Linked DNA regions of Homo sapiens: region 2 is linked to region 1. A link is a loop called in an ENCODE intact Hi-C map of the cell type or tissue named here. Cell type or tissue: MCF 10A. All regions are shown on one strand. Links, peaks and the distances in the headings refer to the core of each region. The heading gives the core; the rest is flanking DNA.

Region 1 (8,319 bases), core at 1,679-5,678:
TGCTGGGTTGTGAAATCAATTGAGTGCTCATCTGCAATTGGGGTTGCAGGGAAAGAATGGCAAGAAAAATATCAGGGTTGTTGCATGCAGTACAGGTAAGTACTGAATCATGAAATTTTTACTGGGTCGCTATGCAATATGCATTTCTCTCTGTGGTGATGGCCAAAAATGTCTGAAGCCGCTGCTTTCCTGAAAGTCACATGAATTGCTTGCTATGCCGGGAGTTAGGTGATAACTAATGTCTGAATGTTGTAAAATTAACACAAAAGGGCCTACTGTAATAACATGGTTAAATACATTATTTGTTATTACCTAAAATCAGATGATTTTAGATCTCAAATATCTCATAGAGGAGAAACCAAAATAGAGGTTTATTCTGACTTGTCAAGGTAAGACAGCTGTTAGCTGGGTCTAGAACCTAGATCTCCTAATGTGTATCTCTAGTGTTCTTTTACTTGTCAGTGTAAATTGACAGATTTTTCATTTATGGAATGCTTAGGGTTACTTCTTTTTAATGAATAGACAAACTCGGTGTAAAATGTAGCAAATCACTCCTGGATAGCTAGTTAATGACAAGTTACAAAAATGCTACAGGCTTTAATTGAAGGAAAAAAGTAATTTAGAGATACTTCAGTGCTGGGGTCTAATTCTAATTCCAATTAATAACTAATTGACCTAATATCCTGTTTTACTAGGTGGGGCCATTTAGTTACCTAGTTTCTCATTTGTATATGTAAATGTCCTCGATATATGATTTTGAGAAGACTTAGCAGATAAAACATCAGTGAACACCAAATCTTTCCATGCTTAAGTTAAAGGCACAACCATCACGTTACCTCTCCAGGAATAAACAATGAATCGAAGTTATAGGAAACCCTCCAAACTCACATTGCTTTTAAAAAAGAACAAGAACTATGACTTATCTTGCATCTCATAACAAGATAAACACTAGCTCGTTTTATTGTGGGCAGGCCTCTTCAAGACTGTCCAGTTGAAGTCTTGAAGTTCGTATCTAAATTTGTGTCTACTCACTCCTGGCTCGTGGACCGGTCAGTGGAGGTTGGAGCTATTTCCTTTTCCTCCTGTCTGCTTTCTGGAAAGCACCCACAGGTGTCTACGCCTGGGAGGTGGGCCTGGGCTAGGATTCCAGCAAACTCTCAGGTTGGTGTCATTTCCCCTCAGGAAGCGCCAGGCCACAGCGGGCAGAAATCATTTGATAACTTAATCTGGGTGTGAGGAAGAGTCGCTGAGGCCTGTGTACTCTAGTGATAAACGGAAGCATCCGGGTGAGTCAAGGAAAGGACGTGGTATCTTTTAAAACTAATATAAACGAATAAAGCCTAAACAAGAGCTTACAAAGAAGGACACCCCCTGCCAAAACGTGGGAGGTGACTGGTGCCTGGAAGGGAGATCACCGCGTGGTTAAGATCTGGAGGTTCCAGGGCTTCTCTTCGGGGAGAATTCTCTGGCTGGGAGAACAGTGGAGGTTGGAGGAGGTGAATTTCCTACAGCCCAGGACCAGCCCTCGGACCCTCCCCCTTCCTATAATTAACTCAACGCGCGTCCCGCCAGTCGGGACCGGTGGCGCCCCTGGACCCTCCCCTCCTCTCGCCCTAGGCGGAGAAGGAGAGGCTCCAGGGTGGGAGGTCGAGCCCGGGCCACACCAGCCCCCGAGCGGTCTCCAATCCTGACACGGTGCGGGGGGCGCGGGTTCGGGCCCCGCATGACGTGGGCGCCACGGCGGGAGGGGCAGTCCGGGGAGCTCCGGACGCCTTATTAGCGCCCCGCGGGTCGCCAGCAGCCAGCAGACTGCCGCGCTGCGAGCAACAGGAGCCGGCGAGCGGCCCACTCCTCCCACCTCCTCCGCCTGCCTTCTCCTCCTCCCCTTCGCTCCTCCCGCCCCCACCTCTGCGTGTGCGGCGGAGTCGCCCTCTCCCTGCCTCTTTCTCCCGCTCCCGCTCGCTCGTCTCTCTCGCTAATACTTCCCCCTGCTGTGCTCCGGGGAACCCAAGCATTCTCCGCGCTAACCTTAGGGACCAATGGTGCTCGAAAAGCCTCGAAAAAGCTGCTTTGGGCAGAGATAGTTGGAAAGCCCCTCGTCCCTTCCCCCTCTCCCAGGCTTAGCCTGTGCCCGCTTACAGCACCTTCTCGCTCCTGCACACTCTGTGTTGGGAGGACGGGGTGAGAAGGTGAAGTGGAAAAAACTGCAGAGCAGAGGGGGCCAGTCTCAGAGCTCAAATTTCATTTTCATTGAAGCAAAGCACAGAAGATCATTTTTTTCTATTTCGCATTTTTTCCCTTTTCCTTTTTTTCTTAAAGAAACTTATTTTGGGCGGGGGGGGTGGGTTTGCTCTGGGCATTTGCTTTGCCCAGTAGTTGGAAAGTGAACTCGACTCGTGATGGTTCTCCTGTCACTTTGGTTGATAGCAGCCGCTCTGGTAGAGGTTAGGACTTCAGCTGATGGACAAGTAAGTGGAAAATAATAACAATAAAAAAAAACTCAAACCCAACCTTTTCCCGAAAAGTTCCTCCCCTCTCTACCCTCCTCTCTTTCCTCCTTCTCCTCCCACCCTTCCCTGTTATCTTTTGCGTTCAGAAACGGTGTTTTGAGGGCTGGGCGCAGCGTGCGGGCTTTTGGGGGTAGAGGGTTGAGTTGCACGGGAGGTTACGACTCCCACTCCGGGAGCCCAGTCTTGTCACACCTAGGGCTTCACCAGTCTGCGACATTCGTAACAATTCCTAGTGACAAACCGCAGCCAGTTCCCATCCTCGCCGGGCCATCTGGGCTTCCCCTTTCTGGAGGGCGGTCTGGGCGCTTGAATGAAGTTCTGGACGCTGGGTCCGGGATCCCAGCGCTCTGGCTGCTGCCGCCAGAGTCGGGTTCCTGGAGCTTTCTCTCCTCCGAACTGACTCACGGTTTTTTCGGGCAGCCGGAGGCGGGGGTTTCAGGAAGTCCTTGGGCCGGACAGGGAGAGATCCAGTAGACACGTGTCCTGGGAGTACCACGGCCGGGCTAGGATTTGACAGTTGGGGAGGGGGGCTGGAGACGTTTCCTGCCCTCCGTTTTCCTGGGCAGAGGCTGCAGGCGCCGGCCGCCTTCTCCCCTCCCCCTCTGCACAACTCCTCCTCTTTTTAAAGCTAAGTTGAGTGCAGCTCTGTTTCTTTTCGGCCCTGCCCCCAACCCTTTGGAGGCTCAAGGTGAAGCCCGATGCTCTCAGAAGAGTCCTTGAGAAGGCTCCGCCAGGGGAGCTGTTTGTAGTAAATCATATCAGCACTGGGCCGATGGGACTTTGGGTACAGAATTTCTCTGTTAGTTTTTGTAGCTTCTCCGGTCGGCCTGGTCTGAACGACCATAGGGTAAAAAGTAGAGAATTGTCTAGTTGATTCCTGACCTTAAATCTGATTAATCAGGCCCCCTGTTAGGTGTATTTTGGCCTGTTAAATTCATACTTTCTTTTCTAATCCAGACCCAGTACGACATTTCAGAAGAGAGCATTGAGAGTCTGTATGTATTTTTGCTGGCTTCATAAGTGTTAAATTAAAATGAAAAGGGGCAAACAACTCCCTTCCCCAAATTGTTATGGAATTGGCTCATGGAACCTTCTACAAACCAAGGTGCAGGCTTTAGGCACCAATCCCAGTCTCTAGCATCTCCTGATTAGTTAGCTCTTGGAAACCATTAATGGTAGAAATAAAACTCACAAGGTGATAAGATGAAACCCAGTAACTTTCTTTTTCTTGCTTTCCCCCTCCTTTCCAGGCTGGTAATGAAGAAATGGTGCAAATAGGTAAGCTTTGTTCTCAGATGTCACTCTTATCTTAAGTTGAAAGTAAGGGAATGAAGTGAGCTAAGCAAAATATTGTTTCTGAAATGTTTCCCACTGGTGGTTAAAAAAAATAATCTGTAGTCCGGAAACATTTCTGTTCTTCTCTTCCTCTTTCTGGAGGAAGGTCCCACTTTCCTGGGGCTAAATTATAGTGAGGTAAAAATTCTCCTGCAGTTGGACATTTCAAGCATCAGTTTATTACTGTCTTTGTACAAGCCACTGATATGTACTTGGAAGATGATGGAGGGGCTGTAAGATGATATGGAGATGAATGAAATAAAATCATCAACTTCTGTAGCATTTAGGAGGAGCACATTTGAGTACAACAGAAGGCAAGAATGCTACATAGAAGAGAACAATGAAGTACAGAGCATGGAAATTTTTCTCTTACAATCTTTCCTGCTTTGGGTAAATCCTCTGATGACTTCTGTTATTCAATCTGCTTTAAAATAATTATCTCCTAATGTGAAAGATACTGTTAGGCCTTTTGCTAATATCTAAAATCCCAGTACTCTTCTGATGGTGTGGAGATTCTTACTCCCATTTTATGGGTGAGGAGACTGAGATTCAGAGAGTGTAAGTGACTTGCAACAGGTCACTCAGAAGTCCATGGTCTTTCTTGAAGCTGTTTAGAATAATGTATTTGTTGTGAATGCGGAGGCTGAAAGTCATCTGGCAAGAAGCCAGGCTACATTCAAAGTCTTTTCATACACATTTTACTTGGATTACTTTAAAAGATAATTTTTCTTTTTGGCAGAGTATTAGTCTCTGTCAATTCTGTATTTGTCAGGTGATATTGTAAAGCTGTCTTTTAGAAGAAAAGTTTTTATAACTGCTGCTGCAAACATAGTTACAAGTCATTGGCCGTTTATTAAATGCCAGGCACAGTGTTGATTGTTTCATGTGTTATGTCAACTGATTCCCACAGCCACACTGTGAGGTGGGGATACTATTGTGCCTATGTTAGAGATGAGGAAAATGAAGCTTGAGAGGTTGCATAGCTACCTGTTATAGTACACAGTGGAGATTCACACTTGTTAACTAAGAAACCCAAGAGCTAAGCCCAGAGGTGTGTATATGTAGCCTGTAATATATGAGCATATATCAAAATGCTCCTTCCTACTCAGTGCTTAGCATTGTTGGATGTATTTCCCAAGCTTAGACCTCGACGGCAAGAGGAGAACAGTGGGGAGGAAAGGCACTGAGAACTGCCCTAAAAGTACAGTGTTTATGATCAGATACTTGTCATTCGTAGTTGATAACATTCAGCCATCAATCCTTATCTTTTTAAAGAATTTTTTTTAACCAACTCTTAAGTAGGGAGAAGAAAGTTGTCTTATTTTTAATTACTTAAATATTTGATTACTTACACGTCCCAACTTTTCAATATGCAAATTAAAAAGATGTCTTAAGATCACCCATTCCACCAAAAAATTTCATAAAATATATAGCTTTGATTAGAATTTTAAGATAGAATTAGGATGCTCTCATATAAGAGGCCCTGGATTGAACCGAAGTTTGGTTCAGTTGTTTTGCTAATGTAAATTACTATGGTAGCCCTTTTAAAGGGAAGAAAATAGTACAGGTGTCCTTAAATTTGGCAGAGGAGAGATAAGTCAGTATGAAAGAGAGGAGGCGGAGCCCTCTTAGGGTGTAGTGCTGAAGATTTACTTGTTCCCATATTCATCTGTTTTATGGGATTTCTCTCTTTTATTATTACCATTCTTATTTATCGTTTTCCAGTTGAATGAAGAGAAGAACAGATTGAATAAAATAGATTTTGGCCCACAGGTCTTGTGATAGCAAAAGTATAACTATCATTTCACTTTGGTTTATGTATCATATGTAAGAAAATCTTATGTACAGTGATTAGTTTTGCTCCCCTGTTCCCATGTGTAAAGGCACTGCTACACTGCTAACCTGGAGATTTGGTGAAATGCACTCCTGAACACGTTATTTATTTTTTTTCTATTAACTGATTTAGAAGTAGTTTTATATAACTACCTGGGGACGTGTTATTTGATCAGAAATACATTAGGAAAGACAAATAATGTTTGTAGATTTTATTTATTTATTTTTCAACAAATTGGCTAGAAAATAAATTTCATGGCCCTGAATAATTTCTAAATAATTTAATGTTTCAGGAAGGGTTAAATATAAATGAGTAATAAACCACAAGTTGTTAAGAAACTAAATTTTAAAAATACTTTCTACTGAAGTGTAGTATAGATGTAGGAGGGTGCATATAAGTGTACTTTGCTGATTTTTCACAAAGTGAATGCTCCTGTGCAGTCAGCAGTCAGCAGCTGGATCAATAAGTTGAACATTACTGGAATCCCTGTACGTCCCTCATGCCAACTGCCAAGCATTCTCCCGTTATGAAAGGTGACTGCTCTCCTGACTTCTAACAGGATAAATTGATTGTGTCAGTTTTTCATGCTCTTTGTAACTAGAGTCACAGGATATGTACTTCTTAGTATTTAACTTAGAAGGTCAATTTTCAAAAATATATCTTATATGCTTCAACCCTCTAGACTAGGAAGGCTTTTATTTAGGTAAAGAGAAGGCAGTTTGTGATGGGGACAGGTTAGAATATGTATAGCTATGTCACCAATATAGTGTCTCATGCAGGATATTGCCTCCTTCCTTCTCTCTTCAGCCAGTGGAATAATACCTTCTTGGTATGTGGGAAAGTAGGATTCACCCTAGAAAAAATGGGTAAATAGGTTTTGAACCCTGACCTAGTTGTGTGCCTCTTTGTCAACCAGATAGGAACTGCCTCTCTAACCACCTACCTATACCCATACATACATATATATCTGTGTGTTTGAGTATGTTTCTGTATATATGTGTAAGTATGTTTCATGAGATCATTGACATACTTCTAGGGCGTATCAGGGAGCACTGTCATTTCTGACTCAGAGTATTGCCTTGGTAGGATGCCTGAGTTAATTGTGGGAAACTGGTGTGGCTGGTCCAATTGGGTAAGGAGGCTTGCTCAATGACACATGTGGCTTAGGAAATAATCATAGTTCTGTAGACACTGGAAAATCTGAAAAAGAATTCTCTGAGTCCTTTTGTTTCATAAGCCACCACTGAGATTGCTTGAGTATCATTTGAGGAAAAAGCATTGTGATCCTTTAGTGTTAAGCTGTCTTCCCTTTCCCGACCCCACTTGGAATTGGGGCATATCTTCCATCTCCTGATTCCTCTTGGAATTGGGGCATCTGTCCTATTTCTGTTCCTCAGTTGCAAATTCCATTACATCCCAATCTTAAAAAAATAAAGTTGCTAATCTTACTCTCTCAGATATCTAGTTTACTAAGAGATAATTTTTCACCATTTTCAGGTTTCAGTTTGTAAGGTTTAGTGTGAGTCACTTACCTAGTTATTGACCAGTAAACATTGTCACTAGATTAACCCTCATGAGAGCAAAGACTTTGTTTTGATGCCAATTGTATCTCTAGTACATAAAACAGTGCTTGGTAGCTTGTGGGTCCTCAAATATTGGTTATTCAATGAATAGATCTAGCAAGCAGGATATTATTATATTAAGGTTTATCTATGTTCTGAATTTCCTTGAATGCTCTTGTTTTGTGCCTTTCTCCAGGCTGAATTGGTCCCTAAGAAAATGAAGATGGTGACAATGGCTATACAATTAATTATTCAATGTTATCAAGGCCTCTTGGGACTCCTCTTCCACCCCACAAAGCACAGGGACCTAGGCCTATCATTTTTTGTATGCTTTTCTGTTTGTACTCAATAAGTATTTGGTAAATTGAATTGAATTCTATGTGCAGTTTTGGAATGCCAACTAATTTTTTGTTTTTTTAACTACAGCCTACTTGGGATCATTTGCCCTATTGCTGGCATCAGGAAAGATAAGCTAAGCTAAGATTAAAATCTGTCAATCCAATTTGCCAGCAGCAGTACTAGAAAGTGTGGTGAAGGAGGTTTAGGGGGATCCTTTGTAAAATTTAGAATTTTAGCTACTCAAGCCATTATTCTTTCTTGTAACTAAAGGTAATGGAGTTGGCTTTACTGATTTATCTTTTGTCCCTCCATTGAGCATGATTATGGTGAATGTTAACTGCTTCAAGATTCTTAGGTGAAAATTTTATTAAGTGCAGCATGCTATGTATCACCATTATCACAACTTAGTGTTGGTGTTTAGCCATGCTTTCACTGCTTTTCCTTGTCATTGTACCAAATAATTATAATATTGCTCAGAAATGTTAAAAAACCCTCAAGGTCGCCTCTGCTTCCAGAATGATGATCTTAAAACATTCTTTACTTTGAGTAGCCAACCCAGATTATCTTGGAAATCCATTAGGAACCATTCCAAATTGCCTGGCAAAATCATGAGTAATTTTGATATGAAGAGTTGGGTTATTGTGCTTGGAAAGGATATATTGACAATGATGACTTCAATGGAACTTTAATGCTTCTTTAAAAAGGATTGCTATTATCAGAATTTTGAGAATCTTCTCTT
Region 2 (8,319 bases), core at 2,637-6,636, 62 kb after region 1:
CTGATTGATTTGCATATGTTGAACCATCCTTGAATCCCAGGGATAACTCCCACTTGGTCATGATGAATGACCTTTCTAATGTATTGTTGAATTTGGTTTGCTAGTAGTTTTTTGAGGATTTTTGTGTCAGTATCCATCAGACATACTCACCTGTAGTTTTTTTTTTTTAATGTGTCTTTGTCTGGTTTTGGTAACAGGTTAATAGCAGCCTCGTAGTATGAGTTTGGAAATATTTGCTCCTCCTCCATTTTTCAGAATAGTTTGAAAAGGATTGGTATTAGTTCTTTAAATGGTTGGTAGAATTCATCAGTAAAGCCATCAGGTCCTGGGCTTTTCTTTACTGGGAGAGTTTTCATTATGGCTTCAATCTTGTTACTTGTTATTGGTTTGTTCAGATTTTGGATTTCTTCGTGGTTCAATCTTGGTAGGTTGTATGTATCTAGGAATTTGCCCATTTTTCTAGTTTTTCCAATTTATTGGCACATAGTTGCTCATGGCAGCCATTAATGATCCTTTGAATTTCTGCACTATTTGTTGTAATGTCTGTTTTTCATTTCTGATTTTATTTATTTGGATCTCCTCTCTTCTTAGTTTGGCTAAAGATTCATTCATTTTGTTTGACTTTTCAAAAACCCAATTTTTTGTTTCGTTGATCTTTTGTATTTTTTCTTTTAAATTTCAATTTCATTTATTTCTGGTCCGACCTTTATTTTTTTTTTCTTCTACTAATTTTGGGTTTGCTTTGCTCTTGCATTTCTAGTTCTTTAAGATGCATCATTAGATTGTTTATTTAAAATTTTTTCTCTTTTTTGATGTAGACACTTATAGCTATAAATTTCCCTCTTAGTTCTGCTTTTGTGTATCTCAAAGGTTTTAATACGTCATGTTTCCATTATCATTTGTTTCAAGAAATTTTTCAATTTCCTTCTCAATTTCTTTATTGACCCACTGGTCATTCAGGAGCATATTGTTTAGTTTCTATGTATTTGTATAATTTCTAGAATTCCACTTGTTATTAATTTCTAGTTTTATTCCATTGTGGTTAGAGAAGATGCTTGATATTATTTCAATTTTTTTGAATGTTTAAAACTTGCTTTTTGACCTAACATATGGTCTATCCATGGGCATAGTAAAAGAATGTGTATTCTACAGCTCTTGGATGAAATGTTCTGTAAATATTTATTAGATCCATTTGGTCTATAGTGTAGATCAAGTCTTGGCTCATATTTAACTTGGTAAAAAAATTATACAGTACGTATTTTTTGTTAACTCAAATTATGCCAAAATAGTATTCCTCCTAAGAAATTCTTATAGAATGTAATAATGAATAGCTATGACTGATTCAATATTGGTATTATGAAATTACTCTTGTTTATGATTGAATCAGCCAGATGATATTTGTAAAAACATTCCTTCGAAAATTCAAATTCTTTTCTCTAACTCTTCTTTTTCTTGGAAAAACTTATTAAGGAAATGAAACGTATTTAAATCAGAAACTCATTTAAATCCTTTTTTGACTCATCTTCCTAATGTAAAATATGACCATACTCATTGTTTTCTCCAATTACCTTGAAAAATATCTTAGAAAAGTAAGATAAAAATAACTCTCAATTTTTTAGGTTATTGGTGGGAGATTTTAACCACTAACCCATTTTAACTCTTCCATTCAGTCTGCTTATAGGCCTCTAAAGAACTATTGCTATGAGTGAGTCATTGCTGAGGTACTGAGACAAATGTAACACCCCAACTGTTAGCTGTAATTTATAGAGAGGAGATTTGCAGGGTCAGTGGAAATGTGTGTTTAGGGGGACTTCTATGTTTTACTTTAATGACTTATGAATATTTTACAATGTGCATGTGTTTGTTTATTGCCCTTCAGAGATGTGGTTTTGAATTGTGCATGTAACTATGCATATTATTGTTATGGTGAATGATAATTTTGCACAGTCCATGTTATTATGCATTTTACTTGCATATATTCTAAGGTAAAAATGACATACTTGATGTTAATAGAGGCATATGTGACTTAATAAATCAGCATAAATGTAAAGCAGTAAACAGGCAATAAGGCGTTAAATATGCAAGTCAAAAAAGGACATTTGACTGTGTACTGGATATTCATAACAGGAGATTTCAAACCTTTAGTTAGAAAATAGACAGATAGCCTGTGGAGGGTTTTGTTAGGCTAACAGGATAAACACAAGAGTGGCTCTTGATTTTATGACAATCTGAAAGGGTTTCATGGATGCAGTGGTGGGATTTTTATAGTGCTTTAAATGCTCATTGAGAAACAGTGCCCTACAAATAGTGTACCGAAACAAGGTGTGTTCTCAAAATGTGTCTCTCTTATCAGTTGGAGTTTTTTGGTTGCTGGCAAGAGAAATGCTATCTGGATAACATCATGAAATAATGAAATATACTAGAAACATATTAGGTAATTAACAGAAATTGAAGGCAAACTTAAGCAACCAAGCTTCAAGAGCAAGAACTGGGATAGTGAGAGGACTCACAATCAAAACATAGTTCCTGGGAAATTGGAATGGTTAGGTTCCAGCTATTTCGTATGGCCCTTATCTAGATTTAAATTCTCAGGAGTCAGATTCTGATTGTACAATCTTGGATTGAGTTACCAAGGCACAGTAACTAACAGCTCATCAGAGCTGCTGAGACTCAGCAGGGGTTGCCCTCCGAAAGAGGCATAAGGTGTGGTTGTCACAAGAAGAGGAAGGGAAGCTGGGCAGGCATATATAATGGACCTGCCACAGACAGTGATGGTGCTTTGTAGTTCTTTTTTAAAAAGTAAAAATAAAAAATAGGCCTGAGTGGTCTCAAACTATATTTATACACACTTATATATGCAGATATACACATTCACACATACATATTTTATATACTGCATTTAGATAATCTCTGCCACTTTTTCCTTCATTCACTATTCTTGTTGATATATGGAGTGGTACACTACAGTCTTCTTTTCTCCCCTCAAAGAAAAAATTTAGAAGAAGGTGGATTAGAGGCTTTTAGTGTGCTTCAGGCACTTGGAAATAGCAAGATAGTGCATAAAGACCAACTCTGTGAACTTTAATTCAGGAAGAAAAATGGGAATCCACTGGAATCATGAAGGACATCCCAGATCCTGGTGGGGGAAAATGTGGGCAAACAGCCACATGACAGAGACTGGCTGATAAAAGTGAGTGAAGCCCCAGTATGTGAGAGAAGCAGAGAACCTCCCTCTGTGACACACTTTTCCACTGGGTATGTGAGCAACCCAGGTCAAGGAAGAACGCTCTGTTTCTCCCAGGTCCTGGAGGTAACTTAGGGAGAGGCTTAGAGATGCTGTGAGGGAAAGATACCAGAAAGAGCTGCAAGCATTTCCCTAGATGTGGGACTGAGAACAGCACACAATTTTTAACCTGAGTTCATATAAAATCAGCCATTCTGTGGTGAGCTGGCATGATGGACATGTAGGCATTTTAGTCTTGGGCCAGCAATTGAACTGCTTGCTTTGGAGCAGGGTAGGGGTCACCACAGCCAGAACTTTGGAAAGTGCCTCAACAGTTGGCACTGGAATTGTGCCCTCCCCCAATCACAGTTCTTCTGAATGATGAGACCTGCAGCCAGGGCCAGCTTGACAACCTGGATCTGGTCTGCATGTGCCATTGCTGGGTGCCCCAGCCTGTTCCCCTGAGATTTTTGTGCAGCAGGGTCTTCTCTGTTCCAGAGCCAGGCAGATCTCCAGGCTTTTTGAGCATCCCTTCACCTTGATCAGCAGCCTAAGCCACCCCACTTTTCCTGTGCATAGATCGTAGTGCAGTGGAGCCCTCTTTGCTCTATACATAAGCAGATCTCCAAGAATTAGGAGCAACTGCTAGCATAGACTAACAGCCTGAGTCACCGCATCTTTCTGTGCAGAGATCTGGGTATGGGGGTGCCCTCTCTGCCTCATGCTCAGGCAGATCTCCATGCATTGGAAGCCCTCATTTGCCTGGTTCTGCAGGCATAATTGCCCCACTCTTTTTGTTCAGAGATGTTGGTGCAGGGACACCATCTCCACTCCACACCCAGGCAGATTTCCAAGCATTTGGAGCACCTGCTCACCTGGAACAGCAGCCTGAGCTGCTTCACACTTCCTATGCAGAGAGATCCTGGTGCAGGATGGTCCTCTCTGCTCCATGCCCAGGCAGACCTACAGCCATCTGGAGTGTCCACTTTCCAGGATTAGAAGTCTAGGCTGCCCCCTGCCATCTCCAGGCAGGGAACTCAGGGCTAAGGAGGTTTCCCAGTTTCATGCCTACCTATACCTCTGGGTACTTGGTGGCTGCCCACTGGACTGTCTCTTAGCACTTGTGCATGTGCCTGCCATCAGGGGACCTGTAGGTGTATTTGTCCATCTTGCCCTTCCCCTCTACCGTCTCCTTCCAGGGCTGAGGAGGGAGCTTGGACTGCTGTGCTTTCCAGGAGTCAGCCCATTCCCTGGGGCAACAGACAGCTTTTACCAGTAAACAAGGATCAAGCATATACCCTGCCTTATTGGCCATAGCCGGCTCTTACCCATAAGCGCCATCTACTGACTTATAGGTCAAATTGCATACCCCAGTAAAAAAATCTACCAACAGAAGTGCATAGTGCTATAGGGTCAAAGACAAAAGACCTTACCCATCATTTTCTTCAGTCACACACTCTAGGGAAGAGGGTAAAGAGACAGGGAAAGAAGAAACAAAACAACAGTATTATAGAGAAAAAGAAAAAATCCTACCCACATGAAAATAACTATAAAAATTAGAATTGCCAGCATCTCCAAATGATAAGGAACTAGCACAAGAATTCTGACACCATGAAAAATCCGAATGTAGTGACACCACCAAAGGGTCTCACTAACTCTCCAGCAATGGTCCATAATCAAAATGGAAACTCACAAATGACAGATAAAGAATGTAAAACGTGGATTGCAAGGAAGCTCAACAAGATCCAAGTCAAGGTTGAAAATCAACACAAAGAAATCTTCTAAAGCAATATGGGAAATGAAGGGAGAGATAAACATCTTAAAAAGAAATCAATTAGAGCTTCTGGAATTGAAAACCTCACCTAAGAAATTTCAAAATATGATTGAAAACTTTATAAGTAGCTTTACCAAGAAGAAGGACTTTCAGAGATTGAAAACTGGGTTTTTGAACTAATCCAGTGAGTTAACAATAAAGAAAAAGAATTAAAATAAATGAACAAAACATTTGAGAAATATGGGATCTTGTAAAGCATACAAACATACAAATTATTGGTGTTTCTGAGAGGAGGTAGAGAAAGAAAACAACCTGTAAAAGATATTTGAATGAAAAATTTAAGAAAATTTTTCTAACCTTCCTAGAGAGGTAGATATCCAAGTATAAGAAATCCAGAGAACACCTATGAAATACTATACAAAACTAACATCCCTAAGGCATATGGTCACCAGACTGTCCAAATCCAGTGCTAAAGAAAAAAAATTAAATGTAACCAGAGTAAAAGGTCAGATCATGTACAAAAGGAACTCTATTGGGCTAACAGTGGTCTCAGCAGAAACCTTACGAGCCAGAAGAGATCAGGGCCTATTTTCGGCCTTCTTAAAGACAAGGAAGTCCAATCAAGAATTTCATATTTCACCAAACTAAGCTTTATAAATGAAAGAGAAATAAAATATTTTTTCAGACAAGCAAGTACCAAGGGAATTTACCACTAGACCAACTTTACAATAAATCTTGAAAATGATAAAACAATACCTGCTACCACAAAAAGACACTTATGTACATAGCCCACAGACCCAATAAAGCAACCAAACAGTAGAAACTACAAAGCAACCAGTCAACAACTTCATGATAGCATCAAAACCTCACATATCAATATTAAAATGTAAATGTTCTAAACATCCCACTTAAATGGCAGAGTGGCAACTTGGATAAAAAAGCAAGACCCATCCATCTGCTGTCTTCAAGAGACCTATCTCACACATAATGACATCCATAATATCAAAATAAAGGGTTGGAGAAAAATCTATTATGCACAAAGAACACAACAAAGAGCAGGGATAAGTATTCTTATATTAGATGAAACAGACATTAAACCAACAACAGTAAAAAAGGACAAAGAAGGATATTACATAATGATAAAGGGTTAAATTCAACAAGAAGACTTAACAGTCTTAAATATATACACATCCAACATTGGAGGACCTGTATTCATAAAGTACTTCTAGACCTGTTAGGAAATGTAGACAGTCACACAATAATACTGAGGGATTTCAACAACTGACTGACAGCCTTAGAAAGCTCATTGAGGCAGAAAGCTAACAAAGAAATTCTGGACTTAAATTCAACACTTGACCAATTGGAGCTGATAGACATCTACTGAATACTTTACCCATCAACCATAGAATGTATATTCTCAATTGCACATGGAAAATACTCCAAGATAGACCACATGCTTGGCCATAAAGCAGTCTCAATAAAATAAAAACACTGAAGTCATACCAACTATAATCTCAGACCACAGTGGAATAAAAATAGAAATCATTACCAAGAAAATCTCTCAAAACCACAAAGTTACATGGAAATTAAACAACTTGCTTTTGAATGAATTTTGTGTAAACAATAAAATTAAGGCAGAAATAAACAAATACTGTCAAGGCTGGGAGTGGTGTCTCACGGCTATAATCCCAGCACTTTGGGAGGCTGAGGTGGGTGGATCACAAGGTCAGGAGTTCAAGACCAGCCTGGCCAAGATGGTGAAACCCCATCTCTAGTAAAATACAAAAAATTAGCCAAGCGTGGTGGTGGGCACCTGTAATCCCAGCTACTTGGGAGGCTGAGGCAGAGAATCGCTTGAACCTGGGAGGGAAAGGTTGCAGTGAGCTGAGATTGCAACACTGTACTCTAGCCTGGGCAACAGAGTGAGACTCCATCAAGAAAACAAAAACAAAAGAAACAAAAAAAACCTTTCAAATAAATGAAAATAGAGACACAACATACCAAAAATATCTAGGATACAGCATAAGTAGTGTTAAGAGGAAAGTTTATAGTGCCAAACACTTACCGAGGGGAACATCACACACCAGAGCCTGTCAGTGGGTGGCGGGCTAGGGGAGGGATAACGTTAGGAGGAGTACCTAATGTAGGTGATGGGTTGATGGGTGCAGCAAACCTCAATGGCAAGTGTATACCTATGTAACAAAACTGCATGTTCTGCACATGTACCCCAGAACTTAGAGTGTAATAATAATAAAAAGAAGTTAGCAAGATCTCAAATTAATGATCTAACATTGAACTTAGGGGAACTAGAAAAATAAGAACAAACAAATCCCAAAGCTAGCAGGAATCACTTAAGTCAGAAAAGAACTGAATGAAATTGAGACCCAAATATCCACACAAAGAATCAAAGCAACCAGAAGTAGGCGTTTGAAAGAATAAACAAGATTGATAGATTGCTCTTTAGATTAACTGTGAAAACAAGAAAGTCCAAATAAGCACAATAAAAAATGGCAAAGGTGACTACAACTGATTCCACAGGAATACAAATGATTCTCAGAGACTATTATGAACACCTATGTACACACAAACTAGAAAATCTAGAGGAAATGAATAAATTCCTGGAAACACGCAACCTTCCAAGATTGAATCAGGAAGAAATTGAAACCTTGAACAGAATGGTATCAAGTTCCAATATTCAATCAGCAATAAAAAACTTACCACCAAAAAGAAGCCCCAGACCAGATGGATTCACAGCCAAATTCTACAAGATGTACAAAAAAGACCTGGCACTAATCATACTGTAACTACTCCAAAAAATTGAGGAGGAGGAACTCCTCCCTAACTCATTCTATAAAGCCAGCATTACCCTGATACCAAAACCTGGCAAAGACATAACAAAGAAACAAAACTATAGGCCAATATCTCTGTTAAACATAGATGCAAAAATCTTGAAAAGGAAATACTAGCAAACTAAATCCAGCAGCACATCAAAAAGTGAATGCACCATGATCAAGTAGGCTTCATTGCTGGGATGCGAGGTTTGTTCAACAAACACAAATCAAAAAAGGTGATTCACCATATAAACAGAATTAGAAAGAAAATCATACGATCATCTCAATAGATGTGGAAAGAGCTGTTGATAAAATTGATAACATCCCAGTATGATAAAAAAACCCTCAGGAAATTAAGCATTAAAGAAATATACTTCAAAATTTTAATAACTGTCTATGACCAACCCATAGGAGACAACGATACTAAGCAGTCAAGAACTGGAAGCATTCCCCTTGAGAACAGGAACAGGAAGCTAACTCTCACCACTCCT

Evidence for each region. A loop is a pair of places that touch in the nucleus more often than their neighbours do. Peaks named below come from ENCODE experiments on the same cell type or tissue, not always from the same donor. Only the 100,000 strongest peaks of a DNase experiment are listed, where the experiment ranks them.
Region 2: a loop joins it to region 1, with 6 times the contacts of the local background. A loop is called at or near these places in 3 of 110 quality-filtered maps.

The regions. Positions count from the first base shown.
Region 1 is chr4:72,562,843-72,571,161 of GRCh38, reverse strand. ADAMTS3 (ADAM metallopeptidase with thrombospondin type 1 motif 3) reads left to right here and starts at 1,941. Exons shown (of 22, transcript NM_014243.3): 1 at 1,941-2,468; 2 at 3,761-3,788. The coding sequence starts at 2,400. In MCF 10A, for the core only: a CTCF peak has its summit at 3,244; DNase peaks (open chromatin) are centred at 2,951 and 3,181.
Region 2 is chr4:72,501,657-72,509,975 of GRCh38, reverse strand. All of the region lies in intron 3 of ADAMTS3 (ADAM metallopeptidase with thrombospondin type 1 motif 3), which reads left to right. Among named protein-coding and RNA genes, the nearest start is that of ADAMTS3, 63 kb to the left of the region's middle. RefSeq lists an enhancer at 4,330-4,624. In MCF 10A, for the core only: a CTCF peak has its summit at 4,563 (motif pointing left); a DNase peak (open chromatin) is centred at 4,525.